Regions from separate parts of the Homo sapiens genome. Here region 2 is linked to region 1. Evidence: chromatin loops called from intact Hi-C (ENCODE). Cell type or tissue: ascending aorta. All regions are shown on one strand.

Region 1 (2,500 bases):
AGAGACACAACAAAAAAAGAGAATTTTAGACCAATATCCTTGATGAACATTGATGCAAAAATCCTCAATAAAATACTGGCAAAATGAATCCAGCAGCACATCAAAAAGCTTATCCACCATGATCAAGTGGGCTTCAACCCTGGGATGCAAGGCTGGTTCAATATATGCAAATCAATAAAATCTATTCTTTAAGTTCACTGATTCTTTCTTCTGCTTAATCACATCTGCTGTTGAACCCCTCTAGTGAATTTTTCAATTCACTTATTGTATTCTTCAGCTCTAGAATTTCTATTTGGTTCTTTTTTATAGTTTCTGTCTCTTTGTTGATATTCTCATTTTGTTCATGCATCACTTTTCTGAGTTGTATTTGTTGTCTCTGTTTTCTTTTAGCTCATTGAGCATCATTAACATTGTTGTTTTGAATTATTTTTCAGGTAATTAATATATCTCCATTCCTTTTTTTTTTTTTGCTTTGTAATTAGTATATTAAGGAGACTATATATTTCAAGAATTGCTTAAATTCTGATACCCAGATTTAAGCATGTGAACATATGAGACTCTTAAACATACAATTAAAGCTATTCATCATAATTTGCTATACTACCAACATTACTTTGGAGCGTAAGTCAAATGGTTTAAAGTAATCCTGTAACATACCTAAAGAACACCTTCCTATATTATGCATGCAAATTCTCCACGTAAAGGTCTTTTCACTTTAATTTCTATGTTACCCAGCTCTGAAGTCACTACTCAGGCTTATCATGGTCCACAGACAAGAAGGGGGGCAAATGACCAGGACTGGTCAAGAATATATCTCCATTTCTTTGGGACCAATTTCTAAAGATTTATTTTGCTCATTTGATTGGGCCATTTCCTCATATCTTTGTGTGCTTTTCCCTACATTTTTTATGCCTTATGATATTTAGTTGATAATATGACATTTGAAAAAACAGCTATCTCATCCGATTTTCACAAACTGGCCTCTTACAGGTGAAGGGCTTCACCAATTATCCCAGCTAGAGATTTGGGGGACTCTCTGAAACCTTTTCTGGGGATGTGTCTTCTCTGGGCTTGTGTGTGTAATTTCCCAGTGAAAAAGATTTGCCCGTTTCTTTCAGGAGCCTGTAATATCTTGTTCCCCCTGGTGTCTCTCTGAAGTACTGCAGTATCTCCAATGCTGTAACAAGCTGTGACACTCATTTCTGTTCTCAGAGGTCCCAACCTGACCTGCAAAATATGCCACTGTTCTCATCAGCATTCTGAATCAGGCAAGACGGAAACCTATTTCTTCAGAAGTCCCCCAAAACACAAGAATTTTGAATGTGCATTCCACTCTCTTCTCCAAAGGAGGAGCCAGGATTGGGGAGCTTTCTTCCAATTGCATCACATTGTTTTGGGGAGGAGGGGAGGTTAGGGCAGGCAAAATGCAACAAGCTTTCTTACTCTCCTTCATGCAGCTTTTCTTGGGTTTGTACTTGTCTGAGGTGCCACAACCTCTTCATTTGTTTCTGGAATTCTCGCAAAGGCGATTTGGTTCATATATTGTTAAGTCAGTGTCTCTGTAGGGGAATGAGGGCCTGGGTTTTTATTCCACCATCTTGCTGACATCATTCCAATAAGAATGTTTTGCTGTCTTCTGGGTACGAGTTTGTTTGTGGATGGAGTCCTGTGATTGTGCTGAGTTTAGACTGTTCTCTTCCAAAATCCAACATCTAAATAAATAAGTGATGCTTTCAGCAATAAGAGTGATAATCATGAATTGTTTTCTTTCTCCCTACCCATTCCATTCTAGCAGTGTCTGACTCAGAAGCAGCTCAGACTGGAAACAGAATCCAGGACCTGGGCCATCACACCACACTAGCTTCCCCTGGAGTCCCACCGCCTGCTTATCAGCCATAGAAAGTTTGGCTTCTGTTCTTTATGTATCAAAACAGCAAAGCCAAATAGTTTAGACTTATTTAGGCTTGCAAAGAGGAAAGAAGATAAAAATAGCTAAAATGAGCTAGTATAAGAATTACTGCACTGAGGCAAATATTTGGGTTTGTTTTGCTTTGCTTTGTTTTTCAGAGTCACTGCTAGGCATACTTGTGTGAAATCTCTTTGAAGCCCATGTTTGGTTCTGCCAGATGTCAGGCTCCAAATACGGAGAAAAAAAAATGCTGAAAATTTTATGTGTATCATACTTCTTTAAAATCAGATAACCTAATGAGGTAATAGGGAAAAGTGCCTACCATAATTCACAGAGATGGTTATTTCTAACCTTTGCAAGCTACCAAAGTCCTGATAGAGCAGAGGGCATGGCTATGATGCTGTCATCTGACACCTGACACTAGCTTCAACAGATGTTTCTCAGGGGAGAATTTCTTAGGAAACCATCTTACCATATTTTTTTATTATAGTCATTTTCTTTGCTTTTTGTTTCTTCCTCTGTTTGTTTGTTTGTTTCTTTGTTTTTTAGGTTAGATGCAAACAAACCAATACAGTACTTGGAAAACAAAAC
Region 2 (2,500 bases), 120 kb before region 1:
TTAAGACAATATAATTCACACCCATTTCACAGAACCTGAATTAGCATAAAAATAGTATCTCATTGTTTCCATCTGAATTTCTTTGATGAAGAAATTCGTGTCAATTAGTATTAAACAGTAGTGAAGTTGAACATTTTTGGATTTGTTAACTTCTTTTGTAAACTGCCTGTTTGTCTATTACCCTTTTACTTGCGGGGGTCTTGTGTTTCTTATCACATTGTGTGAACAGTCTTTGGTGTATTACATATGGATAATTTATGTTGGTCATTGTGTTCCTTTTCATTTTGGCTGTTTTTTATAGGCAACCATAAAATTTGCACAGTAACTGTAATCTATAAATCCTGCAGTTCCTTCGTAACTGTATTTCTTCTCCTTTTGGTTCTTTATTGCCTGAGTTTAAAACAAAAGCAAAAATTGTTTTGGTCCTTCTAGATTTATTTTGAAGTATGGTGTGATGTGGGAATATAAATGGATTTTCCCTAAAATATGTAACAACTGCCTTCACACCACTCATGCACCCTTTCTCCACTGACCTCTGTGCTACCCTTTGTAATATATTATATTCTTCTATATGACACTTGCTCCTGGACCATCTGCTGTGCTTCAGGGCTCTTTCTCTTTCTAGTCTGAGGTTGGTCATGACCATTTGACCATGATTTGTTTTTCCACCTACCCTTATATTTATCATAGATGTGAAGAATGGGCTTCACGTTATCCAAATAAACGTTCATCTTGAATGTTGCTTGCTGGACTGACTCTTCTAAGGGGAGTGCACATGTGTGCTTGGTTTCTGTGCTGTCTCATTCAAGGCACACTATTTTTCTCATAGTATTTACTGACATTCTAAGCTTTTTGGGTTTTGCTCCAAATACATTTTTCTTCTCTCTTCTTTGGTTTATTGACATAATTTGGTTAGCTCCAGTGATATACTTTGAAAGAAAAAAGATTGAGCTGTATCAGCAGTTTGCTTACTGCAGCTTTGCTTTTTGGTGTATTAAAGCCTTAAACATTTTGAAACAATAATATTATTGTTACTGGTGGAGGGCGTCCAGGTCCTTGGCATTTTGAAGAAAGAATTGGACAAAACTCACAAACAAAGCAAGGGAAAAATGAAGCAACAAAAGCAGGGATTTATTGAAAACGAAAGTACCCTCCACAGGATGTGAGCTGGCTGAGCATAGGGGCTCCAGAGCCCAGTTACAGAATTTTCTGGTGTTTAAACACCCTCTAGAGGTTTCTCATTGGCCGCTTGATGTACACCCCATGCAAATGAAGTAGTGGCCTGCAGTCAGTCTGATTGGTTGTGGAAAGAAACCAGTCAGAAGCTGACATGAAGTTGCAAAGTTTACACCTTATGCAAACGTTTGATTGATTGTGGAAAGCAACCAGTCAGAAGTACTTTCAATTTTCCATCCGCCAGGCAAAAAAGGTGTGTGAGGGTGGGGTTTGCAAAGGGAGTACCTCTGGTTCTTCTGTTACTTAGGTTTGGAAAGTTGGGGTTTCCTTTTGATTTAGTTCTAGGAAGTCACTGTGAATCGGCCTTAGGTTCCCTGCCTCCAGACCCTATTCCCCCGCCTCATTATCAATTATCAACTGGAGATTTAAAAAGCTATAATTGTTTTTGAAAGTTTTCAAAGTACTTTGGACTGCTCTAACCTAAATTACTAAAGCCTAGATAAACAGATAGATGCATTGCTACAAGTTCTGATTTCATTTAATTTTGATGTTTGATACTCATTGGTAAGTAGATATTTGTATGAATCTTCATTTCTTATAATGAGTTTGATAAATAAATTGTAAGGGTGTCTGCAAATAAATTAGTTATATATGAATTATTATCAACTTTTAGGCCTCATATTTTAGGATAGTTCCTTATATCAATGCTTCTTCTGAGGAAAACAAAAAGTAGTTGTAGGCTGAGAGCAATTTTATCTCCTTTGTTGCTTCATTGTAAAGGCAAAAATAGATGTATCATCATGTAAAAGTATTTATTTATTCTGTGCTTGCTTTAGATTCCTATAGGTACATTAATTCCTTGGAGGGATTTCTCCCGAAAGTTTTTTCTGTGTTTGTTTTTCCAGGACTGCTCTTTCCAGGTGATGGAAAGCTTTTCCAGTGTTTTGACTCTGACAACGTGAGCCGCTTAGGTGGTGCATTAGGTAGTGCATTACATTTTACGTTTTTCTTATATTGTCCTTCAGGAGTTCGTGGTCATTCTTCTTTGACTATAAAGAATATGAAGGCAGAGGACAGGAAGCAGACTCAGGTTCATAGCACCTGCTGAGTCAGGAGCCCTCTGAGCACTTGTGCAGAGGTGGCTCTGATGTGATGGTGGTGCCTGCCCACTAGGGATCAAGTGAAATTGCCTCGAACCTTGATTCTGTGGCTTGGTGGTGTCTAAAGACCCTTTTGCCCAATTTCTGTGAACTTCTAGAGCAGGAGGCATACTCTTCTATTCCCATCACCCTCTGGGATCCTGTGCCTGCCTACATGGTGTCTG

The links. Peaks named below come from ENCODE experiments on the same cell type or tissue, not always from the same donor. Only the 100,000 strongest peaks of a DNase experiment are listed, where the experiment ranks them.
Region 2: a loop joins it to region 1, with 3 times the contacts of the local background. A loop is called at or near these places in 1 of 110 quality-filtered maps.

Annotation. Positions count from the first base shown.
Region 1 is chr2:98,268,224-98,270,723 of GRCh38, forward strand. It overlaps VWA3B (von Willebrand factor A domain containing 3B), which reads left to right. Exons shown (of 28, transcript NM_144992.5): 22 at 2,459-2,500. Among named protein-coding and RNA genes, the nearest start is that of CNGA3, 77 kb to the right of the region's middle. In ascending aorta, a CTCF peak has its summit at 1,145 (motif pointing left); a DNase peak (open chromatin) is centred at 1,858; H3K27ac peaks cover 1,864 bases.
Region 2 is chr2:98,148,213-98,150,712 of GRCh38, forward strand. All of the region lies in intron 7 of VWA3B (von Willebrand factor A domain containing 3B), which reads left to right. Among named protein-coding and RNA genes, the nearest start is that of VWA3B, 62 kb to the left of the region's middle. In ascending aorta, no CTCF peak of the experiment used is centred here; a DNase peak (open chromatin) is centred at 1,269; H3K4me3 peaks cover 1,260 bases; H3K27ac peaks cover 1,771 bases.